2 separate regions of the Homo sapiens genome follow, and region 2 is linked to region 1. The links are chromatin loops, found by intact Hi-C in ENCODE. Cell type or tissue: gastrocnemius medialis. All regions are shown on one strand. Each heading gives the region's core, and the rest is flanking DNA. Links, peaks and the distances in the headings are about the cores only. Region 1 has its middle 76 kb from the start of LINC-PINT. Region 2 has its middle 42 kb from the start of MKLN1-AS.

What was found. Hi-C counts contacts between places; a loop is a spot of excess contacts. Peaks named below come from ENCODE experiments on the same cell type or tissue, not always from the same donor. Only the 100,000 strongest peaks of a DNase experiment are listed, where the experiment ranks them.
Region 2: it touches region 1 in a loop (8-fold over the local background); 4 of 110 quality-filtered maps call a loop at or near these places.

Annotation. Positions count from the first base shown.
Region 1 is chr7:131,178,656-131,193,886 of GRCh38, forward strand. It overlaps a transcript of MKLN1 not described here. Among named protein-coding and RNA genes, the nearest start is that of LINC-PINT, 76 kb to the left of the region's middle. RefSeq lists enhancers at 9,448-9,948, 9,559-10,758, 9,753-9,962, 9,949-10,449, 10,063-10,132 and 2 more. In gastrocnemius medialis, for the core only: no CTCF peak of the experiment used is centred there; DNase peaks (open chromatin) are centred at 8,406, 9,036 and 9,966; H3K27ac peaks cover 5,000 bases.
Region 2 is chr7:131,278,356-131,293,586 of GRCh38, forward strand. It overlaps a transcript of MKLN1 not described here. Among named protein-coding and RNA genes, the nearest start is that of MKLN1-AS, 42 kb to the right of the region's middle. In gastrocnemius medialis, for the core only: no CTCF peak of the experiment used is centred there; DNase peaks (open chromatin) are centred at 6,516, 6,906 and 7,368; H3K27ac peaks cover 3,849 bases.

The DNA.
Region 1 (15,231 bases), core at 6,130-11,129:
GCTTTTGTTTATTTTGTTTTGCTTTTTTCCTTTTTTGTTGTTATTTTTGGCAATCAGCTTTCTCAGGTTAAACACTCCTGCTTTTGGAGTTCCCTGACATATATCTGCCCAGTCATTTATTTGCAAACTTTCATAGTCACTTTCTTAGAGGTGAATTCCTTAGACATAGCTTAATTTTGTTTTGGCCCAATATAAAAGTTTGCCTTTTGACACAGAGATTCAACTCATCCACATTTTTAGTGGTAACTGATATTTTTTTATTCTTTCCATTTTATTTTTACTGTGTATTATACTTCATTATTGTTTCCTTTCCTCCCTTTCCTTAGACTTACTGGCTTGATCATTTTAAGAAGGTATTTTCTTCTGTTGTTAAGTAGGAAGTTTTCTTCTGAAGCACTTGCTTCTCTTATATAAATAAATACCTTTCTTGACTGAATAAGCATATTCCTGTATCTCAGAGATTCATTGTGAATATGTTGAAGAAGAAATACAATTTATTTCTTTACTAGTGAAATAATAAATAAGGTCATGGGCACCATGTAATAATTAAGGAAGATTATATTCCTCACTTCCTTCAACATCACACATAGACTGCAACAAATATCTCACTACTCCCTTAAGCAGGGCTGGAAATGAGCCCTGTCTTGATGGAGGTGCTGTGTGGTCAGCACTTCCTAGATTCCTTTAAGGGTCTACCTATTGAAGGAAGAAGGTCAGCTGTTATCCTAAAATTCTAAAGTCCACATGGAGAAGAATTATGATGAGTATTCATCCATACACTTCTCTAACTCTACTGAATGCAAAATAAGTTATCAAGAGTGACAAGGCAAATAATTATGACTAATACTGTAATACGCTTTGTGGCTTGCTATCTCCATTGCATTTGTTTTTTAAAAGAGACATTATTATTATTATTATTATTTTGTTGTTGTTGTTTTGAGATAGGGTCTTGCTCTGTCACCAGGCTGGAGTGCAGTGGTGCGATCTCGGCTCACTGCAACCTCCACCTCCTGGGTTCAAGCAATTCTCCTGCCTCAGCCTCCCGAGTAGCTGGGACTACAGGTGCATGCTGCCATGCCCAGCTAATTTTTTGTATTTTTAGTAGAGAAGGGGTTTCACCGTGTTAGCCAGGGTGGTCTTGATCTCCTGTCCTTGTGATCCGCCTGCCTCGGCCTCCCAAAATGCTGGCATTACAGGCATGAGCCACTGCACCTGGCCGATTCTGTTATTTCTAACATTTATTTTTTATTTTTTAGAGACAAGGTCTCGCTCTGTCATCCAGGCTGGAGTGCAGTGGCACAACCATAGCTCACAGCAGTTTGAACTCCTGGTCTCAAGTAATCCTCCTGCCTCAACCTCTTGAAGTGTTAGGATTACAGGCATGAGCCACCATGCCCAGCCAAAAGAATTTTTATAACCTTTTTTCCATGGAAGGCTTGAGTTCTACAAAGTTTGTCATAGCTCTGTGAAGAACTTACATATGAAATGTAGCTCTAGATTACTTGGTGAAATTATTAATCCTTTTCTGATACTCTTACATGTACATAAATATATTGCTTCTGAAAGAAACCTTTTTTCTTGTGTCTGGCTCCAAATTATACCTTCCCCTTCACGCTACAGCAGGACTCGTTCCCAAGAGCAATCACAGATCCTAAAATGAAGCAAATGGTGCAAATGTTACCATTTATGTAGAAATGTTGCTGTTTTTACCATGAGGAACAATATAAAAGAAGAAACCAATGTTTTATGAAAGCTGTTTAAGGCCGGGCGCAGTGGCTCACGCCTGTAATCCCAGCACTTTGGGAGGCCGAGGCGGGCGGATCACCTGAGGTCAGGAGTTCGAGACCAGCATGGCCAACATGGTGAAACTCTGTCTCTACTAAAAATACAAAAATTAGCCGGGTGTGGTGGCAGGTGCCTGTAATCCCAGCTACTCAGGAGACCGAGGCAGGAGAATCACTTGAACCTGAGAGGTGGAGGTTGCAGTGAGCCAAGATCCCACCACTGCACTCCAGCCTGGGCGACAGAGTGAGACTTGGTCTCAAAAAAAAAAAAAAAGAAAGAAAAAGAAAGCTGTATAACTTTTACTCAATGTCATTCTAATTTATTTCTTTCTTAAAATTATTATTTTAGATCCCTTTTGGGAATGGTTTGGTTACAAACTGGTAAACATTTTCATAAATCTTAGAATAATTCCATACAGAAAATTATTTGTACTCTACAAAAATATTTATTAAAATATACAATACATAAATGACTTTCTATGTACAAGAAACTCTCCATCTTGAAACATTTGTGTTATAATATCTGTCCCTCGTGCTCTCTCTCAATATCAAGAGTACAGCAACACCCTTACATGTCTGCCACTCACCATATATTTTGGGGGTAAATTGACAAATAATTAATTCTGCAGTTGGACGTTTTCCCCTTCCCATCACCATTATTTTCCTGCAACTTTTCAGGCAAAGGGAGCAGAGCATGGTGTCACAGGAAGATAATGATAATAATTAATGTTAAATCCACTACTTCCTCCTCCTCTTAGGTATTTTCCCTCCAGTATTGATTATGAAAGAGGCTTAGCCTCACATCAGCCCTAGAAGAAGTGGGAGAAATTTGAGAATAAGAAAGAAAAGCATCTGATGAAAATAAAATTATTATAGAAAACTATATATGCATAAACATGTTATCAGGTTTAAACATTAAAATGTATTGGTATTTAGTATGAGTTTAATGTTACTAGCTACTAACATCTATTAAAAATTAGGCTTCAGGCCAGGCGCAGTGACTCACACCTATAATCTCAGCATTTTGGGAGGCCAAGGCAGGAGGATCAAGTGAAGCCAGGTGTTCGAGACCAGCTTGGGCAACACAGGGAGACTTCATCCCTACCAAAAAGAAAAAAAATTAACTGGACTTGGTGGCGCACACATTTAGTCCCAATAACTCGAGAGGCTGAGGCAGGAGTTTGAGACCAGCCTGGCCAACATGGTGAAACCTCATCCCTATTTTTTTTTTTTTTTTTGAGATGGAGTCTCGTTCTGTCACCCAGGCTGGAGTCCAGTGGCACGATCTCAGCTCACTGCACCCTCCACCTCCTGGGTTCAAGCAATTATCCTGTCTCAGCCTCCTGAGTAGCTGGGACTATAGGCGCAAGCCACCACGCCCAGCTAATTTTTGTATTTTTAGTAGAGACGAGATTTCACCATATTGGTCAGGCTGGTCTCGGACTACTGACCTCAAGTGATCCACCTGCCTTGGCCTCCCAAAGTGCTAAGATTACAGGCGTGAGCCACCACACCCGGCCCCCATCCCTATTAAAAATACAAAAATTAACTGGGTGTGGTGGTGCGTGCCTGTAATTCCAGTTACCCGGGAAGCTGAAGAAGGAGAATTGCTGGAACCCGGGACGGGGAGGCTGCAGTGAGCCGAGATCGCACCACTGCACTCCAGCCTGGGTGACAGAGTGAAACTCCATCTCCAAAAAAAAACCCATCATAAATATGTTCATCAATAGAGTTAATAGAGTTCAAAACTGGTCTGGATTCAATATGTTGACAAAATGCTTCAAACCTGGATACCAGTCCTGCAGTTGACACTGTATGATTGAATTTGGGAAAAACAGGTTCCCATAGCTTTCAGGAATAGGGTTTGAAAATACTGGAATTGAAAAGCTTCAGTAAGAGAAGACAATGCTTACCACAGCCAAGCTGTCACTCTCTAATTATTTTTACTTTCACGTTATTTGGGCCCAAAGAACTAGATGAGGAATCAGGAGTTTACATAAACAAATCCCTGGAATATACAATTTAGCTTATCCTTTAGCATCTCTATTTTTCCTCCAGTTGAGTGAGAAGAAACCCTAAGACCAAACCTTATATCTTCCAGAAGCATTTTAAGGAATAACCATGTTTGAAAGATTTCTCTAATGAGTCATATAGAATTCTGTTACTATAGAGAGATTGTCTTCTTTGCTAAGAACAAATAGAGAATAAAGACTTACAAATAAATGAGTTGTTTTAAGAGTCTGTTTTATAGTGTCACCTTTTTGTGAAATTCCCCATTATACTGCCACATTTTAATGTTCTTTTTCTCTGGCCTGGGCTTAGAGCAATGATCTGCCACTCTCATGTATGAACTATGCACTAGAGTACAGAAATATACATAATCTTTGCCTAGGGTATAATTTTAGTGGGCTGACGCAGCAGCACAAGAAAGGCTCTGAAATGCCAGTGGGTTACACATGCATTGATCTTGACAAATTCTATGTGATCAACGTGACCATGGCATACCTTGTGACTTTTTTGGTTGGTTTGCTTAAATGTCAATCAAATTTTAAGATAATTATGAGATGAAATGCACTAGGGGACCTACCACACAGCATCAGGTGGATGTGGAGTGGTTTTGCTACTCATATAAAGTGAAATCCTGCAAAATAACACCCTCAAAGGAGCTGAATGTAAAGGAGAAAGGGGAAGACAATATCTTATCATTAAAAATCAATCAGATATTTACTAAGTGCCTCTTCTGATGACTTCTTACATTTCAGTGGCTAGCAGATCTTGGTTCACAAAATACTTTCACAGACATTATCTTATTTGATCCTCCCAACAACCGGTAAGGTAAGAGAGGTAATCTGAAAATGAGGAAATGGCAACTCTGAGACTTAAGTGCTTTCTGAGGACCTATACTCAGCTTGACGGGGGTGGGGAGCATTGGAACTGCCCAGGTCTCCAAATACTCTGTCCTGTAATCATTCCCTCTTGATCACCCACTATTGTACTCCTTCATTCTCTGTCTGGTCCTGTGGAGGAGTCCAAAGAAATTGGAAGGCGTAAATCTTGCCCTCAGGGAGATTCTGCTCTAGATGAGAGAATGCAAGTTTTCGTAATAAAAACAACAGAGAATTATTAAGTGTTAAACCGTATGAAACAGGCTACAAATATAGTAACAGATTATTTTCACTGGAAAATAAGATGCTATAAATTGTACCCAATGGCCTGAAAAATGTATGTGCAGGTGCCTGAGAATAGTGGTCAACTCAATGTTTCTGAAGTTTTCCAGCCAGGCAATCAATGTTTTCCTAGAGAAGTCTCATGGTTAATTCTTGACTAGGAGAAAAGCCAACAAGCACTATCTTGCCCAGCTCTTTGGTGACACATGGTTGCTTCTAAGAGCCAATTCTTGAATCTTTGAATTCTTTTTAGCCTCTGTTGTGCCTCAGACTGAGAACAGGAAGCTTGTGGGAACCAGTCCTGGCCCTGGTACCTTGTTGCATCCTCTAAACGATCAGTGGAGGCCACCGAGGAAATTGCCTGTTCACCTCCTCCTAGTTATCTAGTTTGCAAACGGAGTAAAGAAGAAGAGTTACTTTTTTTTTTTAAGCTGCCTTGAGGTGGGAGAATGGACACATTTGTTCTCTACTCAGAGAGACCATAGACTTCAAGGGTCTGCAGGGACTCTGTGATCACTTTTCTTTCTTTTTTTAGTTTTTTTAGAGACAGGGTCTCACTATGTGACTATTCACAGGCATGATCACAGGCATGACTACAGTGTCAAACTCCTGGGCTCAAGCAATCCTCCCAACTCCGCCTCCCTAGTAGCTGTGACTATAGGTGTGCACCACTGTGCCTGGCTTTATTTTCTAATGTCTTAATGCTCAAACCTAAAATTCTCCAAATCCATATTTGTTTCAGATGCAAAATTCTATTCCAAATATCTGTTCTTTGTTTTTTTCAGCAGAGCAAGCCTGTCCTTAGAAACAGCTGCAGGCCAGTCACTGTCTCTCCCTGTCTTTATCTTCCCTGCTGAGTGGCATGTTGCTTGCAAGGCCCCATGGGGACTTCCAAAGCCTTCCATAAATGACTGGCAGTAATACTTTTTTTTTTTGAGATGGAGTTTCGTTCTTGTTGCCCAGGCTGGAGTGCAATGGCGTGGTCTCGGTTTACTGCAACCTCCGCCTCCCGGGTTCAAGCAATTCACCTGACTCAGCCTCCCAAGTAGCTGGGATTACAGGTGCCCGCCACTACATCCAGCTAATCTTTTTGTAATTTTAGTAGAGACAGGGTTTCACCACATTGGCCAGGCTAGTCTCGAACTCCTGACCTCAGGTGATCTGCCCGCCTTGGCCTCCAAAGTGCTGGGATCACAGGCATGAGCCACCATGCCCGGCCAGCAATACTTTTTTAAAGATGCACACACCCAGCCAGGTTCACCAGTATTATGGATGTTTCTGTGTAGTCTTCTCCAAAATGCTAATTTGCTGAAGTGTCCATGGGAATAGGCCAACACGGATGGATCTACTGTATAACTTGCCTGCCATCAGGAAAGAGTCAACACGGCAGACACATGCTGGCAGAAACCCTGCTGGAGTTGCCCCTGAGCATTGATGCATACCACCCGAGAGGAGGAGAGGGTGGTGGGAGAAATCAGATCAGAGTTCAGAATGCACCGTAATGCTCTGTAAATGTAAGACTGCACCTTGCAGGAACTGTCAATGCCACTACCAATATCACTCACTTACATCAAGCACTTGAGAGCAGCTGCGAACACAATTCTCTGACTCCTAACCTTAAGCACGTGACTGGTACCACTGGACAACCTATGTTCTCAAAGATGCATCTTTTAAACTACTTTCCCTAGGGGCCCGGCACGGTGGCTCACACCTGTAATCCCAGCACTTTAGGAGGCCAAGGTGGGCAGATCACCTGAGGTCAGAAGTTCGAGACCAGCCTGACCAACATGGTGAAACCTCGTCTCTACTAAAAATACAAAAAAAAAAAAAATTAGCCAGACACGGTGGCACATGCCTGTAATCCCAGCTACTCGGGAGGCTGAGGCTGGAGAATCGCTTGAACCTGGGAAGCAGTGAGCCGAGATCGCACCACTGCACTCCAGCCTGGGCGACAGAGCAAGATTCCATCTCAAAAAAAAATAAAAAATAAAAAAATTACTTTCCCAGGAGTAGAAATGGATTTATGCTGAGTCACTCAAGCTTTCATTTCATCCAGGGGTTGTGAACATAGATTCTGGAACCAGCTCTGTCACATACTAGCCGTATGACCTTGGGAAAATTACCTAAAAATTCTCCATGCCTTCAATTCCCGTGTGTGAAATGGTGATAATTATACCAGCTACCCCATAAAGTTGTTTTGAGGCTTAGAGATGTAAAGAGCTTAGAACATGGCCTAGCACGTATTTTGTACCATGTAAGTGGTATTTTCATTTGTTCTTCTAATATTAATTTAAAACATCTGTGGGCCGGGGGTGGTGGTGCAGGCCTGTAATCCCAGCACTTTGGGAGGCTGAGGTGGGCAGATCATGAGGTCAAGAGATTGAGACCATCCTGGCCAACATGGTGAAACCCCGTCTTCACTAAAAAAAACAAAAATTAGCTGGGCATAGTGGCACGCGCCTGTAATCCCAGCTATCAGGAGACTGAGACAGGAGAATTCCTTGCACCCGGAAGGTGGAGGTTGCAATGAGCCGAAATCATGTCATTGCACTCCAGCCTGGGTGACAGAATAAGACTCCGTCTCAAAAACAAACAAACAAACAGCCTCTGTTCTGACCAGGTATGGGTGGCTCACGCCAGTAATCCCAGCACTTTGGGAGGCCGAAGTGGGAAGATTGCTTGAGGCCAGGAGTTCAAGACCAGCCTGGGCAACATAGCAAGATACTGTCTCTATACAAAATAATTTTAAAAATGAGCTGGGCATGGTAGCACACGCCTGTAGCCCCAGCTGCTCAGGAGGCCAACGTGGGAGGATTGCTTGAGACCAGGAGATCACGGCTGCAGAGAACCATGATCGTGCCACTGCCCTCTGGGCTGGGAGATAGTTAGATCCTGTGTCAAAAAAAAAAATTAAAACAAAACCTCTGCTCTGGACGCTGCTAGGTGTTGAGAGGTAAAAACAAATAACATGCAGTAGGTTCCCTCAGTGGGCTTACGGTCTGTTTTATTACTTTACTGTCACTGTTTTATTTACTTTGCCTAGCACGCCAGTTGCAAAGTACTCAATAAATGTTTCTGAACGTATGATTGTCTTGTGGAAACAGGCAAGCATACCAATAACTTCAATGAAATGACAGGATGTAACTGTGCCTGGCCCATAGTAAGTGTCTGGTACCATATAAGCATTAGCTATCTTAATTATGAGTTTAGTAGAATAAATGCTGAGATTGAGTGTGCGGGCTGAAGGTTGAGGGTGAGGAGGTAGAAGTGCACTCAGGGAAGTCTTCCAAGAGGCAGTATCATTGAGCTTAGTTTTGATCAGCGTGTAGGCGTTAGCCAGTAAGAGAAGAGGGCTAAGTGTGTTCCAGGCAGAAGGAACATTGTGTGCAGAGTTAGAGAGGCGTGAAATAGCACAATACATTCAGGGAACTCCGAGTAGGCAAGAAGGACTGGAGCGCCATCCTTATTGTGACATCCAGCATGCATTTGTTAAATGAGTGTTTGAGATTAGAAGCTGTGGGATGAAACAAAACAAATGAGACATTGCTTGTGTTATTCTGGCCTTCAGCATTGAACTAAATAAGCAGTCATGGACGAAGTGGCCAGAGGATTTGTTCAGTGTCATACTTGCTCTGGTACAAATGCTATATACTTTCCTACCGCACAGTCAGCCTCTTCTTGTCCTCTGCTAGAGGAAGTAAATTCACTTCATTTGTCTTTTTTTTTTTTTCCAAAACAACTGAGATAAATTACAATAAAGTTGAGGAGACTGTAGTGTAGGTGAAGATGTTTTTGCATAGTAACGTATTGCTCTAGAGCAGAGGTCAGCAAACTATGGCCTGAGGGCCAAATCTGATCCACCGCCTGTTTCTGTAATTAAGTTTTACTGGAATACAGCCATGCTCATTTGTATACAGGTTGTCTATGGCTGCTTTAGTGCTATAACAGCAGAGTTAGGTAGTTATGACAGAGACTATACAGCCTGCAAAGCTTAAAATATTTACTGGCTGGCCCTTTACAGAAAGTGTTTGCCAATCCTAGGCCAGGTGCGGTGACTCATGCCTGTAACCTCAGCACTTTGGGACGCTGAGATGGAAGGATCACTTGAGTCCAGGATTTCGAGACCAGAGTCCAGGAGTTTGAGGCCACTCTGACTGACATGGCGAAACCCCGTCTCTACTAAAGGTACACACAAAAAAACTAGCCAGGCATGGTGGCGCATGCCTGTAGTCCCAGCTACTTGGGAGGCTGAGGCAGGAAAATTGCTTGAACCCAGGAGGTGGAGGTTGCAGTGAGCTGAGATTGTGCCACTGTACCCCAGCCTGGGTGACAGAGTGAGACTCTGTCTCAAAAAAAAGAAAAAGAAAGTGAGTGTTTGCCAGTCCTCACTCTAGATTCTTCTCTTCTAATCTGATAAATAACAACCACCTAAATATTTAAAACAAGGTATTGGGTTGGTTCAGAGTCAATGTGGTAAACAATAGGTTATCGAATTTTAAAAATTCACCATTAAGGAGAGAGAAGATTGCACATACGTTACCCATAAAGTGTGTGATAAACATGAATAAATAAATAAACATAGTTTCTACGATTGGCTTTTGAATTTGGCTCTGAGCTTCCTAGCCATGGGGGGCGTTGGGGGGAAGAAGATAATTGATCACCTGTATTAGTTACCTGTTACTTCATAACAAACCATCTTAAAATTGCATGGCATATAACAGCTACCATTTACTATTTCTCGAGTCTGTGAATTGGCTGAGAGGTTCTGCTGATCTGGGCTGGGCCCAGCTGACCACAGTGGGCTTGCTCACACATTTGTGATCAGCTGGTATGTTCGCTTGGAGCTGGCTGGTCTAAAATGGCTTCAGCTGGAGTGGCTCATCTTGACTCCACAGGATGTCTCATCCTCCAGCCGGCTAGCCTGGACTTGTTCGCATAGCCCTGGCAGGTTTCAGAGGAGAGCCGAAGCACACACTTGAGGCTTAGGCTTGGAACTGGAACACCATTATTTCAATTACATTCTAGTGGCCAAAGCCAGCCAAAAGGCAGGCCCAGACTCAAGGAATGTAGAAACAGACTCCAGCTCTTGATGGGAGGAGCTGCAAAGTCACATTGCAAGGGGCAGGGAAACAGGAGGGACAGAATTGAGGCCATGTTTGAAATCACAAACAATCAATCATCATCTAAAACAGCGTGTATTCCAACCACAAAATTTTAAAAGTCATCTCTGTGGTCTAAAGCGGAAAGAACGAGTCATCATACATCAGTCTATTCAGCCCCACCCACAGATATGAATCATCAGTGTCTTCAGCTAAGAGGACCACTATCTTCTAGCTAATGACAAATACAGAGGAGGGGTGGAAAGAAGTCTGTTGGAAATGTGTACATATCACATGAGACCCAGACCCATATTCAAATACCACTTGATGAATTTCACCAGGGAATCAGACTCAGTTTTAATGGGTTAAAGGGATACGGAAAATCATTGTCACAGATGTAAGCAATAACTCAACTAAACATCAGCTTTTGAGGCTCAACCCTAAACAGACCTACAATATTCTGGCTGATTCCCATTTGCCTCCACTTTTATCATTGGGTGGTGGTAAAATTGGTCACTGTATTCAAAGATCATATCACTACCTATGGATATGGATGTGATTGAAATGACAGACAGGGGAGAATTTTTTTTAACTTACTAGCCATGTAATGATTTTTTAAAATTTATTGCTAGAAAATCTTCACTATTACCAAACTTGCCTCAATAAATGATGTTACGTATAAATAGCAACAGCGATGTCAGAAGACCTCCTTAGCATTTCTTTTCCTGGTATGATATGGCTGTCTGTAAGAAGAGAGTAAACATAGATAGCTCTTGCTTCTTACGGTATTTCAGAATCCCCCTAGAAGTTTTTTATATTAAAAAACAAACAAAAAAAAAAACACAAAACTCCCAAACCACCCAGACAAACCCACCCAGCCTAGGTATGAGAATGTTCTTTCAGGCCTAGAGCCAGTCAGGGTCCTTAGCTTTGTTTGCAAGATGCCAGTGCCTTTATACTCAGACTTCGTGGAGCTGCCACCATACTTCTGTAGTAATAGCAGTAGTGAGTGGGGAGGTACATGACAGAATTTAGAGAACTATTAGACGCCCGTTGACTCAGACATCAGGACCACCTGTGAATGGAAATATCTTTCAACTTAGATATAATAAAAAGGAACGGAGCTGTTGATGTTATTGAGGAGGTGGAAACAAAACCTTCAGGATGCTTGAAGATAACTGGTTTATAGGAGGGCTGGGGGCAATAGGGCTGTCTTAGGAAGAACAAATGATGCTTCCAAAATTTGAGTGCAGAAAATCAGAAGTTAACCTTGGGTGGGTCACAAGGTTAAATGTAATGAAGGCTAAGTGTGACAAGGTTAAATGACATAACATATATAAAATACCTGGTGGGTTACTTAGAAGAGTACACCTCAAAAATGTTGGTTCCCTCCATCTCTCTGGATCCCCCACCCCCTTAAGGATTTCTTAAAAAACGAAAAACCTGCCAGCCAGCTGCCACTGGAAAGATGTCAAGTAGGATAAGCTGCTGATAGGTGGTAACAACAAAATCCACATCCAGGTGGATGGAGCAGGGGGATGTCACCTCTCCTGCCCCTCCCCTAATTACAAGTTGGAGGCAGCATAAAGACATTCCTTCCTTCCTGCAGAGGAAGTATGTGTTTTCTCTCAGACCTACCTTGGCATTCCTTGATGTCTTAGAGAAGCAGATGACCCCGGCTGAGCAAGACAGTCAGCAGAACAGCAGCCCTCGATGCTGCAATTGGAAATTTCCATTCTTTGCTTGCAGCTCTGAAAAAAAAAAAAAAATCTAAAGAGCCCAGTAGCTGGGAAATTTCCATGATGGAAAATTTTAACATATTCTTTAGCTCTAAACTATGCAGGTTTATAGAGACTATTTTTTTTTCTTTTGGTAATTTTCTTCTTTAACAATAATTTATGATCATTGTAACACTACAGCTGTGGGAATAAGGAGAACAAAATGAGTTGGAGGGGAATGGGTATGGTTCAGGCTAGTGGGAGGCTGTGCTATCTACTTGTGTGACCACCCAAATAATAGAAATGCAGATTGCTATAAGACCCACTGGTTGGGAATTCATCCAAAATAGAGATAGCTTGCCCTGGAGCGCTGCAGAGAAATCTGTGTAGAGACTGGTAGTGGAAAATGGATGGATAACAACTTCAGACCAGGACATGGGGAGTTCTGTTGCTGGAAAAAGCAACTCAGGCAGGTCTGTTAGACCACTGCTATTTAATCCTAAAACTGCATACAAATCACCTGGGAACCTTGTTGAGCTACAGATTCTGATTCAATAGCCCTGGAGTGAGGACCGAGACTCTCTGCTCCCAGGTGACGCTGATGCTGCCCTTCTGAGGACCACGCTGTGACTAGCTAGGCCATAGATAGCAGGTCTTCATCAGTATAAGGTCAGCTCGCCTTGGGTAGCAAAACACTGCCTAAGGGCAGCTGGAGGTGAGCCCCCGTGGGGTTGTTTGCTCAGATTACAAAGCTAAGGTCTAAAAGTAGAACTGGATGTTTTCTGGAGAGATGCTCCACGCAAGTCTGGATAAAGTGGATCTCTTGAGATGTGGGAATGCAAGCAGTTGCCAGAAGGCTGCTTACTCCAGCAGATTCAAGTTGGGGGCTTCTAGAAATCAATGCCTTTCCAGAGAAACTCTTGCATCAAGCCGGCGAAGATTCCTAAGTTGGTCCTGATTTCTGAGTGATTCTCCAGTGTTGTGGTGTGTGAGTGAAACACCAATGAACCAGCTCCAAATATTGAGGGAAGACTGTTGGTCAGGATGATGTGAAGGAGAGAAGGAGTACAGAGAATAAATTACTTCCACCCTAGCTAGAATAGCTGCCTCATTTTTATTGAGATAAAATAAAAAGGAAATTGAAGAATTTTCCATTTACTTAACAGTTATCTTGCCTTCGTGTTACCAATTTTACAAGGAGAGAGAAAGATAAAAATCTGTGGCATCTTCATTTCAGGGTGTTACCTCCAATTGGTCTGTAATGTATCTGCTGTATATATTTCCTTTTTTTTCCTTTTTTTTTTTTTTGAGACAGAGTCTCGCTGTATCTCCCAGGCTGGAGTGCAGTGGTGCAATCTCGGCTCACTGCAACCTCCGCCTCCCAGCTTCAAGCAATTCTCATGCCTCAGCCTCTCAAGTAGCTGGGACTACAGGCAGCTGCCACCATGCCTGACTATTTTTTTTTTTTTGTATTGTAGTAGAGATGGGTTTTCACCATGTTGCCCAGGGTGGTCTTGAACTCCTAAGCTCAGGCAATCTGCCTGCCTCGGCCTCTCAAAGTGCTAGGATTATAGGTATGAGCCACCGCGCCCAGCCTGCTGTGTGTGTATGTGTGTGTGTATATGTATACATGTATATATATATTATATATATACATATATATTATATATATATGTATATATATATTATATATATACGTATATATATAAAAATATATATACGTATATATACATATATACTTATGTATAATATATAAAAATATATAAAATATAATATATACAATATATAAATATATAAAATATATACAATATATAAATATATAAAATATAATATATACAATATATAAATATATAAAATATATAATATATACAATATATAAATATATAAAATATAATATATACAATATATAAATATATAAAATATAATATATACAATATATAAATATATAAAATATAATATATACAATATATAAATATATAAAATATATAATATATACAATATATAAATATATAAAATATATACAATATATAAATATATAAAATATATAAATATACAATATATAAATATATATAATATATACACATATAAATATAAATATTTACATATATATAAATATATATATTATATATATTTTTTGAGATGGAGTCTCACCCTGTCGCCCAGGCTGGAGTGCAATGGCACGATCTTAGCTCACTGCAACCTCCACCTCCAGGTTTCAAACAATTCTCCTGCCTCAGCCTCCTGAGTAGCTGGGACTACAGGCACCCACCACCACGCCCTGCTAATTTTTGTATTTTTAGTACAGATGGGGTTTCACCGGGTTGGCCAGGCTGGTCTCGAACTCCTGACCTCGTGATCCACCTGCCTCAGCCTCCCAAAGTGCTGAGATTACAGGCATGAGCCACTGTGCCCGGCCTGCTGTGTATATTTTTAAAGCAACATTTGTCCTATGTTTTTTGTCTTCCATTCACTTGAGTTTTGGATGGGTGGTTACTACTACCCAAAGTACACACAGGAGCATATGAAGAAAAGGAGAGGGATATTATGAAAATGTGATGTTGAAATCAGTGTAACAAGCATAGAATTAATTTGAGTATATAATAAAAAGTATTAAAATATATATTGGAAGTAAATGAGTATTCTAATATGCTAACTTCCATATAACAGTTACAAAATTTAAATGGCTTACAGAATTGTTTAGGGATTTGGACCTCCAGAAATTGGTTAATATTTTCCCTTGCAAAAATCTTCACTGTGGAGTCAAGGTATGATTCAGCAATGAAACAGTCTTTCTGATTACTTATGTAAGGCGATCAGTTTGCTTGTTTTTTTCCTTACTATATGTCTTGTTGAGCAATTATTTATCTAGGAACCATCTTACAACCTATAGTCAACCCAATGGAATTTACTAAATCCATCTAAAGTCACATTTTTAAAAATTATTATTATTATTATTTTTTGAGACGGAGTCTCACTCTGTTGCCCAGGCTGGAGTGCAGTGGTGCGATCTCAGCTCACTGCAACCTCTGCCTCCTGGGTTCAAGTGATTCTTCTGCCTCAGCCTCCTGGAGTAGCTGGGACTACAGGTGCGCACCACCATGACGAGCCAAGTTGTGTTTGTTTGTTTATTTTAGTAGAGATGAGGTTTCACCATATTGGCCAGGCTGGTCTCAAATTCCTGACCTCGTGATCCGCCCGCCTCGGCCTCTCAGCCTCCCAAAGTGCTGGGATTACAGGCGTGAGCCACTGCGCTCAGCTAAAAATTATTATTTTTGAGACAGGCTGGAATTCAGTGGCACCATCATGGCTCACGGCAGCCTCAACTCCCCAACCCCCACCACCCACCCACAATGCCCAGCTAATTTTAAAAATTTTTAAATTTTTTGTAGAGATGTGGTTTCCTTATGTTGTTCAGGCTAGTAACAAACTCCTGGGCTCAAGCAACCCTCCCACCCCAGCCTCC
Region 2 (15,231 bases), core at 3,958-8,957, 98 kb after region 1:
TGTTTTCTCTTCTTTATAATCCAGGTGATCCAATAATAACTATAACTATTATTATTTAGTTTAAGGAGGGGCCATATTCTAAGGCCCTTGAATGCAAAGCTTGTCCAGCTTTGAAGATGGGACCCAGGCATTCTTTTTCCATTGATAATACTTAGTTTAGGTGCTCATTATCCTCATCTGGAGCATTTTAACTAGAGAGTAGTAGTTGTGGTATTAATAGTAACAATAATTATTATTAACATTTATTGAATGTCTACTATGAACTTTTTTTTTTTAAGAGACAGGGTGTCATTCTGTTGAGATCATAGCTCACTGCAGCCTCGAACTCCTGGCCTCAAGCAGTCCTCCCAGCTCAGCCTCCCCAGTAGCTAGGACTACAGGCATGCACCAACCATGCCCAGCTAATTTTTAAAATTTAGTTTTTTGTAGAGACAGGGTCTTACTACGTTGCCCAGGCTGGTCTCGAACTCCTGGCCTCAAGAGATCCTCCCACCTCAGCCTCCCAAAGTGCTGAATTACAGGCCTGAGCCATTGTGCCTGGCCTATGAGGTATGTTTTTGCATGCACTGTTATTCAATTCTTAAACCAATCCTCTGGACTAAATGTAATTTTTATTATAATGCCACTTTGTAGCTAGGAAATGAAGATTGAGAGAGATTAAGTGAAACTTGGAGGTTAGCCACCTTTCATTCATCCAACATCCAACATATATTACTGAGTGTTTACTGTGTGCCAGACACTGTTTCAGACATGAGGCTAGAGCTGTGACTAAGACTATTCTCATGAAGCTTTTATTCTAGTGGGAGAGGCAGATAGGAAACTAGTAAATTAAGAAACAAGAGGATTTCAGTAATGATTAAAGCTATGAGAAAACTAAAATAGGGTAATTGACATGACTGACAGGAGTAGGGGGAGATTGTGCAACACTGGATAAGAGATTCAGAAGACCTAAATTATGTGAAGCCAGTAGTGCAACGTTTTGAGGTAATGATCTCATGACATGCATCTTTGCAAATGCAAAGATCCTGAGAGAGAATGAGCTTGGTATGATCAGCAACAGTAATTGAACTAGAATTCAAAACTGGGTCATATTTTTATTTCTTTTACAGCTTTAGTGAGATCTATTTCACATACCATAAAAAAAGTTGCCCATTTAAAGTGTAAAGTTTGGTCCAGGTGTGGTGGCTAACACTGGTAATCCCAACACTTTGGGAGGCTGAGTCAGGAGGATCACTTGAGGCCAGGACTTCAAGACCAGCCTGGGCAACAAAGAGAAACCCAATCTTTACAAAAAATAAAAAAGTTAGCTGTGTGGTGGTGCACACCTGTTGTCCCAGCTACTCGGGAGGTGGAGGTGGGAAGATCACCTGAGCCTGGCAAGGTGGAGACTGCAGTGAACCATGATTGCACCTCTGCATTCCAGCCTAGGTGACAGAGCAAGACCCTGTCTCAAAAATAATAATAACAAAAATAAAGTATATAGTTCAATGGTTTTTTTACTGTATTAATACTATTGTGCAACCATCACAACTATCTAATTTTACAGCCTTTTCAACATCCCCCAAAAGACCCCTATACCCATCAGCAGCCATTCCTTGTTCCCATTCCCCACCCTCAAGCCCACTCCAACCCCAGGCAACCACTAATCTACTTGCTGTCTCTATGGATTTGCCTATTCTGGACATTTGGTATAAATGGATTCATACAATATATAGTCTTTTGAGACAGGGTTCCTTCACTTGTTTTCCAGGTTCATCCATGTTGTAGCATCTATCATCAGTAATTATTACTTTTTTCTGGCTGAAAAGATTCCATTGTATGGCTATACCACATTTTGTTTACCCATTCCTCAGTTCATGGACATGGATTGTTTTCACGTTAGGCCACTATAAATAATGCTGCTATGAGCATTCACGTACAGGTTTCCATGTGGACATACGTTTTCATTTCTCTTGGTATATATATGGCTAGGAGTAGAATTCCTGAGTAATTTGGTAACCGTATGTTCAGCATTTTGAGGAACTGCCAAACTGTTTTCCAAAGTGGTGCCACCATTTCACATGCTCACAAGCAATAGATGAGGGTTCCAGTTTCTCCAGATCCTTACCAACACTTGTTCTTGTTATTATAGCCATCCTTGTGGTGTGAAGAGATGTCTCACTGTGATTTTGACTTGCATTTCCTGAATGACGAATAATGTTAAGTATCTTTTCATGTGCATAATGGCCATTGGTATATATTCTGTGGCAGAATGTTTATTTAAATTATTCATCCATGTTTTTTTTTTCTTTTAATTTTTTTTTTCTTTTTTGGGAAAGAGTCTCACCCTGTCACCCAGGCTGGAGTGCAGTGGCACAATCTTGGCTCACAGCAACCTCCACCTTCCGGGTTAATGCAATTCTTGTGCCTCAGCCTCCAGAGTAGCTGGGATTATGGGCTAACACCACCACACCCAGCTAATTTTTTGTATTTTTAGTAGAGACAGGGTTTCACTATGTTGACCAGGCTGTCTTTGTCCATGTTTTAATTGAGTCATTTGTCTTTTTATTCTTGAGTAGTAGTAGGGTTTTAAAAATATTCTGGATATGAGTCCCTTGTCAGATACATGATTTGCAAAGATTTTTTCCTGTCCTGTGGACTGTCTTTTCACTTTCTTGATGGTGTTACTTGAAGAACAAAAGATTTTACTTTTGAAGTTCAATTTATCTATTTTTTTCTTTTGTTACTTCTGCTTTGGCGACATCCAAGAAACTATTGCCAAATCCAAGGTCATGAACATTTACTCTTGTTTTCTGATAGGAGTTTTATAGTTTTAATTCATGCATTTAGGCCTATGATCCATTTTGAGTTATTCTTTTTTTTTTTTGTATAGTGTTGAGAGTTCAACTTCATTTTTTTACAGGTATCCAGTTGTCCCAGCAACATTTGTTGAAAAAACGGTTCTTTCCCTATCGAATTGTCTTGGCACTCTTCAGAAATTCAATTCAATACCAATGTGAGGGTTTATTTTTAGTCTCTCAAGTCTATTCCATTCATCTATATGTGTATCCTTATGCCTTATGTCGTGATTACTGTAGTTTTCTGGTAGGTTTTGAAATCAGGAACTATGCCTCTTCCAACTTTGTTCTTCCTCTTCAAGATTGTTTTGGCTATTTTGGGTTGTATTTCCATGTGAATAGCATGATCAGCTTGTCAATTTCTGTAAAATAAAAAAAAAGTTGGGATTTTGATGGAGATTGCATTGGATTTCATTTTTCAGGATTATTCATTGCTAGTGTATAGAAATACAATTGATTTTTGTTTATTGATCTTGTATCCTGCCATATTTCTTTTCTTTTTTTTTTTGTTTACAGTCTTGCTCTGTCACCCAGGGTGGAGCGCAGTGGCATGATCATAGCTCACTGCAACCTCCAACTTGTGAGCTCAGCAATCATCCCATCTCAGTCTTGTGAGTGGCTAGGACTACACATGCACACTCAGCTAATTTCTAAATTTTTTGCAAAGATGGGGGTCTCACTATGTTGCCCAGGCTGGCCTTGAACTCCTGGCCTCAAGCGTCCTCCCACCTCAGCCTCCCAGAGTGCTGGGATTACAGCCACCATGCCCAGCCACTGCCACATTTCTGAGCCTGTTTTATCTTATACTCTTATCATGGTGCTTTACTGCTTACTCTGTGGGAGGCATCATGTTAGACACTAGAAATAAAAAGATGGGCTGGGCATGGTGGCTCATGCCTGTAATCCCAGCACTTTGGGAGGCCAAGGCGGGTGGATTACCTGAGTTTGGGAGTTTGAGACCAGCCTGACCAACATGGAGAAACTTCATCTCTACTAAAAATACAAAATTAGCTGGGCATGGTGGCGCATGCCTGTAATCCCAGCTACTTGGGAGGCTGAGGCAGGAGAATCGCTTGAACCCGGGAGGCGGAGGTTGTGGTGAGCCGAGATAGTGCCATTGCACTCCAGCCTGGGCAACAAGAGTGAAACTCCGTCTCAAAAAAAAAAAAAAAAAAAAGAAAGATGAAGAAAACATGGTCTTTGTCCTGAAGAAGCTTATAGCCTAATTCAAAAAGTAAGACATAAACTTATTGATTAAACAGTAGCCCTTGACAGCAACATACAGGGAAGTACATAATTGCCAAATGAATGTTACCAGATGATTAGAGATCTAGCAAGTTCAGGGGATGAGGAGGGACGTGGAGGCTATAGAGGTCTAGGAGAAATAGAGGAGGAGGGATCTGAGCTGGGTTCGAAGGCTCACCTCCTTCCCTTCCTTCTTTCTCCCCTTCCTTCTTTAATTTTCTTATTTCCTTTTCTCCCTTTTCTCTTCCTACCCATCTTCTTTGAAAACATTAATAGAATATAACCATGGTTGGTTATCATTTCTCAAACCTGGCGATCATCAGAATCTCTTGGCAAGCCTTTTAAATATACAGATTCCAGAGTCTCATGTCAGACCTATTGTATCATATTCTCAGATGGTGGGGCATGGACAACTGCATTAAAAGTTTTATCTGATTTTCAGCCAGGTTTGGAAATTTCTGGATATGACTATAGTCATGATTTCCACACGTGGACCAATCCTCATCTTCATTCCACTGCAGCTCTGACTCTGTTTAGGATGCTCACAAGGCCAGCAGGTCACACGGGCACCTAGTAAGGGAGGGGAATTGGGCCTGTGCAACAGCTCCTCCGTTCATGAACAGCATCTCAATCTGCATACGTTACTGAGAGGGCTCTTCAGTGTCATTTATGTTTATGGGGATGGCTCATTATACAGATCAAACTTTTATTTTCTGTAACTGAGAATCTAAGAATCTCAAAAGATCCTTCCGCTGTCGATGGCCATGACCCTCAGAGTTACCTGTGGGATATGGACTCATTATCCAGATTTAATAAATAATAACGGCTTGCCATGATAAAACCTTCTAGTTACAAGAGAAGGCCCTTCCCTCCCTCCCTCCCTCCCTCCCTCCTTCCCTTCCCTTCCCCTCCTTCCTTCCTTCCTTCCTTCCTTCCTTCCTTCCTTCCTTCCTTCCTTCCTTCCTCTCTCTCTCTTTACTGCTTTCTTTCTTCTCTTTTTTTTTTTTTTTGAGACAGCATCTCACTCTGTTGCCCAAAACAGGCTGGAGTACACTGGTGCACTCACAGCTCACTGCAGCCTTGACCTCCTGGGCTCAGGTGATCCTCCCACCTCAGCCTCCCGAGTAGCTGGGACTACAGGCATGCACCACCACAGCTGGCTAATTTTTGTATTTTTTGTAGAAACAGGGTTTCATGATGTTGCTCAGGCTGGTCTAGAACTCCTGGGCTGAAGCTGTCTGCGCATCTTGGCCTCCCAAAAATGCTGGGATAACAGGCGTGTGCCATTGTGCCCGGCCGAGAAGGCCCTTTCATTTCAACTCTCTCCAGAGGTAACCAATCTGTTGAAGACTGTGAGTGTCCTTCCCACATGTTTTTATAGTTTTACTACACAATAGGCAAGTTTTGCATGTTTAAACCTGTATGTAAATAGTGTACATATTTTTTTCTGTAGCTTTTTTTCTCAACATTGTGATTTGGAGATTTATCTGTGGTACTTGTAGAGCTAATCCATTCTATATAACATAACATTATATTATATAATACTGCAATGTAGTGCTCCATTGTGTAAATGTTCTAGAATCTATTCTCCTGTGGGTGGATATTTGTTATGGCCAGTTTTTTGCTATTCCAAATCATGATGTAAATCATGCCCTGGTGTACGTCTCCTTGAACACATGTGTGAGAGTTCTAGGGAATATATCTAGAACAAAAATTGCTAGGGAATAGGATATGCGCACTTCCGACTTGACTAGATTGCCTTCCAGCTTACTGTCCACAGCAGCTGAACCAATTGTTATATATCTCATCAATGATATACAAGAATTTGTCTTGTCCCACATTCTAACCAACGCTGTCAAGTTTTTTAAAAATACACATATCTAAGCCCTATTTTCATAGATTCTGATAGGTTCACTCTGGAGTGTGGTTTGAAATAGGCTACAGGTGGTTCTAAAACACAAATAAAGTTAAGTCTGCTCCAAGTATGCATGTGTATATGATCTAATATATTGATATGTGGATTGTCACGCTGAGGTTACTCTGGTGCTCTGTTGGTAGCATCTATGTTGGCTGGATTTAGATGTTTGAGGAAAGGGTGGGGAAGTACCACTGTCCAACATACAGATACACTTTGAATAAAAAAGCGGTCTGTGATTTACCAGTGCACTGGGCTGTAGTTGATCTAAAGCCCTACCTTTGCCAGCTACGTGAATAGGGTGGGCCCTTTCTAAGTGCTGCCTTCCCTCTCACCAGGTGTGTGGCTGGGTATCAGCTGTCAGGGCTTGCATACGTGCGGTCGCTTAGGGCAAGGTGCCTGTCAGCTATGTCTGCCAGCCCGCTGGGTGGTGTCACTGTGTGGAGCATTTGTGGCTTTTTCAAAGCCCTGAGGAATCTGAGAAGCAAGTGAGGGGAATGATGCATGAAAACAAAAGGCAGTGGAAAGAGTGACCAGCCAGCAGGCTCCAGCAGGCTAGAACGCTCTGTCCTTGTTATTACTGCTTCAGGAAAATGCTGCCAGCTTCCTGGCAGGGCCTGGAAGGTAGAGGCTTCTTGAGAAAACAAGGATAAGTGATGCGTACTCTGAGGCTGAGATTCCGGTTCCCCAGCCTCCCCGCTTTTCCAGCAGAAGCTGCAGGGTGAGGATGGGGAACCGTTTGCTCCTTGGTGGGTTTGGCCAGTCTTTCATTCTCTCCTGGCTGCTGTCCTAAGAGTTTTTTCTCCTTTCTTCCACTCATAAGCAGCACGGCTCTGGTCTCAGAGGCCTAGCAGGGCTGGCCTGGGAGGGAAGCTGGGCGGTGCCCTAGGCAGAGTTGTTCCCTGAGGAGTGATGTGAAGGTCAGCCTAGGGGAGGAAAAAGGGCCTCAGCCATAATTCCCATTCAAGGAGTGTTTGCCAAAGATGAACCTCCTGGTGTGGGGCAATGAGACACGGGATGCGCTCATACCTTGTCCACTTTCCCCCTGGTACTGCATTCACAGGATAGCCTAACCCAATTTTCCGAAATGAGGTAGAAGCTCAGCAAAGGTAAGCGTTTCCATGTTAACTTATTATCAGATGGATGTGAGGACCTGTCGTAATTGGACTTGCCGAAAGTCAACTTCTATTTTCCCTCCTGACAATCACCTTTCTTTGGCATATAAAATACATGGATGCAAATTAGGGAAGAAGTCAGCATTCTTTTCTTCTCTTAAAAAGTAGCGATGAGGATAAAGAATAAAAATAGGCCTCTGTAGATACAATAGGGCTGAGCTGAGGGTGTGGTTTGCTTGGCAACAGCTCAGGCAAAGCTGTTTCTCTTGGTCCTGGAATGCCCTTGACTTCACCTCTGCCTGATGCAGTCTTAAGAGACCAGCTTGATTGTGAGTTTTTTTGGTGAAACTCCCATCAATAGTTAGTCATTCCCTTTTTTCTGGCCCCATAGCATTTTGCTCTTATAAAAACCATTCATCATATTGCGTGACAATTACTGACTTGGGATCATGCCTTATTCTCTGCGTGTGTTTCCTCAGCATCTATGGACTTTTTTTTTTTTTTTTGAGACACAGTTTCACTCTGTCGCCCAGGCTGGAGTGCAGTGGCGCCGTCTCACTGCAACCTTCGTCTCCCGGGTTCAAGCGATTCTCGTGCCTCCACCTCCCAAGGAGCTGGGATTACAGGCATGCGTTATCACGCCGGACTAATTTTGTATTTTTAGTAGAGACAGGGTTTCACCATGTTGGCCAGGCTGGTCTCGAACTCCTGATCTCAAGTGATCTGTCTGCCTTGGCCTCTCAAAGTGCTGGGATTACAGGTGTGAGCCACTGCGCCTGGCCAATGGACTATATTTTAACATAGTAGTTCTTTGATAAATGTTTATTGAATGAATCAAAGTTCCTAAGAAGATATCAGTCCTCAGCTCTTATATTTTCTTAATTATCCCCTGCCTTTTCCTTTGTGGGGTGATCTGCAAGCAGTTTCATCTGCACGTGGAATGGAGGACATGCTAAAAGTAAATGTAGCTTTGTTTTTTTTTCCTCCCCCAAGGAATTGCCTCAGTAGGAATGGGTGTTTCAGATATATCATTCTGTTACAGGTACAAAAAATTGTTTCCAGGAAGCACTGCCATCATTATCTCTGAGAGGCAAGTCAGTAGAAATTGTTATTTTCCATTTACAGATGGACAAATGGAAGGTTTCTTTCTCATTTACCAATTACAGAATGTCCACTCTGTTTAAAGTACTGTGCTAAGATTTTTATGGGCTACAAAGATGTACAAGACAAGGTTCTTGTTTCGAATAAGAATGTCATAATCTTATTTGGATAAAACAATATTTATATAACAAAAGAACTACAACTCAGGAGCATATAGTTTGAGGCATATGAGTGGTCCCAAAAGGAGCCCCAATGGGCCAGGCACGGTGGCTCACACCTGTAATCCCAGCACTTTGGAAGGCCAAGATGGGTGGATGGCTTGAGGCCAGGAGTTTGAGACCAGCCTGGGAAACATAACAAGGCCCCATATATACTTTTAAAAAAATTAGCTGGAAGTAGTGGTGCACACCTGTGGCCCAGCTTCTTGGGAGGCTGAGATGGGAGGATCGATTGAGCCCTAAAGATTGAGGCTGCAGTGAGCCACAATCGTGCCATTGCACTCCAATCTGGGTAACAGAGTGAAATGAAACCCTGTCTCAAAACAAAACAAAAAGTACCAAAGGGAATATAAAAGGCAGGCAAAAGAATGTCCAGCTAAAGTGATCAGGTATATCCTCCTGTCCCATCTGAGATGAACAGGTTTTGTGCTGGTTATTCTCCATCTGGCTCCTGTCCTGGTTTTCTGTGACTGCCGTAACAAATTACTACAAACTGGATAGGTTAAAACAACAGAATTTTATTTTCTCACAGTTCCGGAGGACAGAAGTCTGAAATCAAGTGTTGGCAAGGCCACACTCCTGAAAGCTCTGGGGGAGAATCTTCTCCTTGCTTCTTCCAGCGTCTGGGGGCCCCAGGCCTTCCTTGGCTTGTGGCCACTCCTCTGAGGTCACATTGCCTCCTCCTTTTATCTCTTAAAGTTTCTGCTTCTCTCTTATAAGGATACATGTGATTGCATTTAGGGCCTACCACAGTGATCTAGGATAAGGTCCTCCTCTCAGGATAAGGTCCTCCTGAACTTAATCACATATTTTGCCATGTAATGTAATATTCCCAGGTTCCAGAGATTCGGCTGTGGGCATGTTTTGTTGGCGGGGGAGGGGGAGGAGAATATCATTCAACCCATTATAGCCCTGATATGGTTAGGCTTTGTGTCCCCACCCAAATCTCATCTTGAATTTTAATCCCCATAATCCCCACATGTTTAGGGAAAGACCAGTGGGAGGTGATTGGATCATGGGGGAGGTTCCCCCCATGCTGTTCTCGTGATAGTGAGTGAGTTCTCATGAGATCTGATGGTTTTATAAGGGGCTCTTCCCCCTTTGCTTCTTACTTTTCTCTCTCCTGACGCCATGTGAAGAAGGTCCTTGTTTCCCCTTTGCCTTCTGCCATGATTGTAAGTTTCCTGAGGCCTCCCCAGCCATGTGGAACGGTGAGTCAATTAAACCTCTTTCCTTTATAAATTGCCCAGGTTCCAGTAGTATCTTTAAATTATAGCAGTGTGACAGTGGATTAATACAAGCCCCATGTCCTTCTCTGCCACACTCTGTTCCCGACAAGGATGTTACCCCACAGATTTCGTCCCCTGGGAGCCAGTGCCCTCTGGCTTACTGTTGGGTTTGTCCAATGGCAGGCATCAGCAAGTATCAGAGGGTAGGAGGCAAAAGAGGTTGAGATATTTCTTCTCCTTTCCTCCCTGCTTTAGCGCCATGGGTTTGGCATTAGGTATGCCCCTTCACAGTTCTAGCTCTTTCTGGACTCTGATAAACTGTTTCTCTTCAGGCCTGGACTTCTACTGCTACTCGACCTTGGGTGCCTCAGTATCCGCTTAAGTTCCCACCACCCTCCCTACATCCTTGTAAATATCAATTTCATCAAATGATTTTCAAAATCCCAGCGCAATGTGCCTTCAGTTTTGTGCCATGATCTTGAGTGATAGAGATTCCAAGAAGCAAAAATTTAATTTTCAGAACGGAGAGATATACTCAGGTTACCTCAGTCTAAGCTTAAGACTAATACAAGCCCCATGTCCTTCTCTGCCACACTCTGGCAACGAGGAGTGGGAAGGTGATTCAGCACACAGTGCCGCCCTAGCAACTGGGTTATCTTGTGGGCCCTTCAGTAGTCAGTATCTGTTGCTTTGCACTCTAATTATCTGCTAGTATTGTGACTCTCCACTGCCCTTGCTGTTCAGTACTTTCTATTCTTTTCTCATCTCACAGCTTCTATTGCTGCATGCTTTTTGCTGCCACATGACCTCAGCTTTCTTCCTTCTCTCTGTGTATCTTTTAGTTTCTGCCCATTTCTAACTGCTGACTCTCTCTTTGTATTTCATATTCAACTCAACAAAAGAATCTGCCTAGTTTGGCTGTTCACCATCAAGTGCAGGTGGTTAGGCAGAGCCTTCTTTTAAAAAAAAAAATTATTTTTTTAAAGTAGAAGTAAATGGGGGTCTCACTGTGTTGCCCAGGCTAGTCTTGAACTCCTGGGCTCAGGCAATCCTTCCACCTCAGCCTCCCAAAGTGCTGGTATTACAGGCATGTCCATCATGCCCGGCTATCAAAGCCTTCTTGACAAACCATCTCATGAGCATAGGTCTGATGCCCTAGATCAGGTGTCCCCACCCCTGGCCTAAATGGCTTTGTTTGGAATGGCAGAATAAATTGTTACGTAATTTGGTGTCCTGTCTATTAGAAACCTAGAAGGGGGTTTATGGGTGTGGCAGACATGATGACACTTGCAGGAAGTGGGGAAGGATGGTTATTAAAACCTACAAGTAGCCAGGTGTGGTGGCTCACGCCTGTGGTCCCAGCACTTTGGGAGACCAAGGCGGGAGGATCCCTTGAGGCCAGGAGTTTGAGACCAGCCTGGCCAACATAGCGAGACCTCATCTCTACAAAAAATGAAAAAACAACCCCAACCGCAAATCCTTACCAATGGACTTTAATAAGCTACAGGATCTAGTACCCACTTGTTTCTTATCTCTTACTACCAGGAAGCAGCACAGCATACTTTAGTGTTTAACAGCATGCATCACTAGAGACAGACCACCTGAGTTCCAATCCTAGCTCTATCACTTGATTGCTGTGTCATTTGGGGGCAGTTATTTAACTTTCCTGTACCTCAGTTTCCTCATCTGGAAAAGGTAAAATCAGTATCTACTTCATAGACTTGCTGGGAGAATTAGTTAATATCTTTCATGTGCTTCAAATAATGCTACTAGTAAGGGCTATTTAAGTGTTTGTTAGGTAAATAAAATATTTCCCCCCATTCACTACATTCCAGCCACATTGGCCTCATTGCTGCACCTCCAGCAGGCCAAGCACACTTCTGACCAAGGGCCTTTTTGTTTGTTGTTCTTCTAGGGGAACACATGACCAATTTCCTTACCTCTTTCTATTCTTTGCCCAAATATTGTCTTTTAAATGATGACAATGCTATTTAAAATTGCAATTCTTGGCCAGGTGCGGTGGGTTGCACCTGTAATTCCAGCACTTTGGGAGGCCAAGGCAGGTGGATTACTTGAGGTCAGGAGTTCAAGACCAGCCTGACCAACATGGTGAAACCTCATCTCTACTAAAAATACAAAATTAGCCAGATATGGTGGCAGGTGCCTGTAATCCCAGCTACTTGGGAGGCTGAGGCAGGAGACTCTCTTGAATCCGGGAGGTAGAGGTTGCAGTGAGCCGAGATCGCACCATTGCACTCCAAGCCTGGGCAACAAGAGTGAAATTCCGTCTCAAACAGTAAATAAATAAAAATGAAATTGCAATCCTCTGTACAACCCTGCTTTATTTTTCTCATTATCACTTACCTACTTCTAATACTCTATGTAAATTTGCAAATTTGTTTTTCACCTATCTCTCCCAACTAAAGGGTAAGCAAGGGCAGGGCTGTTGTTTCATTCTCTGATGTATCCCAGGTGCCTAGAACATTGCATGGAACATAATGGGCACTCATGCTCTTTGTGGAATGAATTAACAAGCTGTATTCAGGTAAACAAACTTGGAATCTATTTTGAAGATTGATTTCTAAATGAGCTTCCTATGGTGCATGTGCAATGCCAAAGATCTTCCCAAAAGTTGTTCTTTTAAGTTGAATAGAGATGATCTCCCTTCCACAATATCATTTATTTTAATAAACTGATTAGCCAACTGTCTTTTCTCCCCAAAGATATTTAAAGGTAAACTTTAGCTGAAACTTAGGTCAACTTCTCTTTAATTCCTAATGAACATACTTTGAATTAATGAGATAGACCAACTCCTAATTAATTGCTGGTAGACTCTGTAGCACTGCGATTTATCCAACATGAGCTAAAAGCTATAGCTTATCATCAGGATATGGAAAGACAAGAAGTAATAACACTGACTCTAGGTCAGATAAGTTGCTAGGCTTAAATCTGTGAGGCAAATATCATCATCACCATGGTACAGATAAACAAACCAAGGCCCCAAATCACATACCTAATAGGTAATAGAGCCAGGATGCAAACCATCAGTTTCCAAAATCCATGCTTTTCCTTTTATCTCATTTTATTTTATTTATTTATTTATTTATTTATTTATTTATTTATTTATTTATTTGAGACAGAGTCTCACTCTGTCACCCAGGCTGGAGTTCAGTGGCGTGATCTTGGCTCACTGCAACCTCCGCCTCCCAGGTTCAAGCAATTATCCTGCCTCAGCCTTCCAAGTAGCTGGGATTACAGGCATGTGTCACCACACCCGGCTAATTTTTGTATTTTTAGTAGAGATGGGGTTTCATCATGTTGGCCAGGCTGGTCTCGAACTCCTGACCTCAGGTGATCCACCCGCCTCAGCCTCCCAAAGTGCTGGGATTATGGGCATAGGCCACTGCACCCAGCCCATCCCATATGTTATTTTAAGCTTCAAATTTCTCATTTGTGATATGTAGTAAGAGTACTTATGTACAGAGTTGTGACAATTAAAAATAATATATATATAATGCAGAATACATATGTAATATATATAACACAGAATACAGCTTTCATTTATTATATATATATATATATATATAATACAGCTTTCTTTTATTTAACATATATAATGCAGAATGCAGTTTTCATTATGGCTGTACTTAGGAATGATGATGCGACTTTTCCCATGGGGAATAATCACAGCTGCTCCAGTTGGATGACAGCAATAAGTTCTACAGAGGTGAGTTAGTTGGAGTAGTCACATTAAAAAAAAAAAAGAAAAAAAAGACATTTAAATTTAAAAAAAAAAGTTTGAAAATAGGCCAGGCATGGCAGCTCACACCTGTAATAACGGCACTTTGGGAGGACAAGGCGGGAGGATATCTTGAGACCAGGAGTTCGAGACCAGTCTGGGCCACATAGTGAGACCCTGCCTCTACAAAAGAAATTTAAAAATTAGCCAGGTGTGGTGGCGTGCGCCTTAAGTCCTAGCTATTCAGGGGGCCGAGGTGGGAGGATGGCTTGAGCATAGGAGTTTGAGGCAGTAGTGAGCTATGACCATGACACTGCACTCCAGCCTGGACAACAGAGCCAGGCCCTGTCTCTAAAATAAGAATAATATAGAGTTGACCTTACGAACCCTCACTAGTCAAATTTGAGGCAAGTTGATCATGAAAATGTTGTTTGTATGGTTGTATAAAAATGATAGTTTTTTTTGCAAAGCAAAAGCCATGCTTTCAAAGTGATTTAAAAAGTTGGGGAAGGGAAGAAAGGAGGCGAGAATGCCAGCTAATAAATGTTGAGAAAATGATGATGCTTAAGAAAAACACTGTTGTGCAATCCCCAAGGGTCATCTGTAGATGATAAAGCCATTATGTGAAAGGTTAATGGATATTAGGGCTCGAATCATGTCCCCCCAAAAAGATATGTTGAAGTCCTAATCCCTAGCACCCCAGAATGTGCCCTTATTTGGAAACAGCATTGGGGCACAAATAATTAGTCAAGATACTGGAGTAGGGTGGGCTCCTAATCCAATCTGACTGCTGTCCTTATAAGAAGACCAGGGAGAACCTCATGTGAAGATCAAGGCTGGATTGAGGCGTTGTAGCTGCAAGCCAAGGAATGCCTAGGGCTACCAGAGGCTGGAATAGGCAAGGATTTTCCCCTGCAGGTTTCAGAGGGAGCATGGCCCTGCCAACACATTCTTTTCCTACTTCCAGCTTCCAGACAATACATTTCTGTTTTTTAAGCCACCCAATTTGTGAGTACTTTGTTACCATAGCTCCAGGAAACTAATGGGGAACAGGACTGACACAGTGCACCAAAGCATCATCCCACATATATAAAAGATAGAGCTCTCCAAACGAGGGATTTGTTAGTTACCACTTAATCAAGTTTCAAGCTTAACAGCACTAATAGTGGGACAACCCGACATTGTATATCTCCTGATATGATGCAGTAAGAGGTACACAATATCACTTTGATAGACTGATTGCAATAGGAGGTTGAGTTTATTTCGCTACCACTTACCTCTGGGCTGGCTTTGTCACTTGCTTTTGCCAACATAATGCAGTTGAAGTGACAGAGTGCCAGCTGTAAACCTAGGCCTCAACAGAGGCTTCTACACTCTTTCAGACCCTGCCTTTTCCATGAGAACATGCCAGGGCTAGCTTGCTAAGTGTGAGAGGCTAATGGAACTGAGCCCAGCCATCCCAGCTGAGATCATCCCAGACTGACCAGCTCCTAGTCAACTTACCAAATGACTTGGATGAATGAATCAGTCCAGCCAAAATCAGCTGAGCCCAGTCCAGAGCAGCAGAACTACCTAGCCAATGGTTCTTAATATTATGCCACTGAATTTTGGGATAGTTTGTTATGCAGTAATAGCTAATGGTTATAGTCATCTATGTTGTAATTTTTGCATTAGTTTAAATGCAAACTGATCATGAGGAAACAATCAGAAAAATGTATAGTGAGAGACATTCTGCAAAACAACTGGACTAGATGCTACAAAAGAGTAAGTGCCTGGCAGGGCACCGTGGCTCACACCTATGTCCAACACTTTGGAAGACTGAGGTGGAAGGA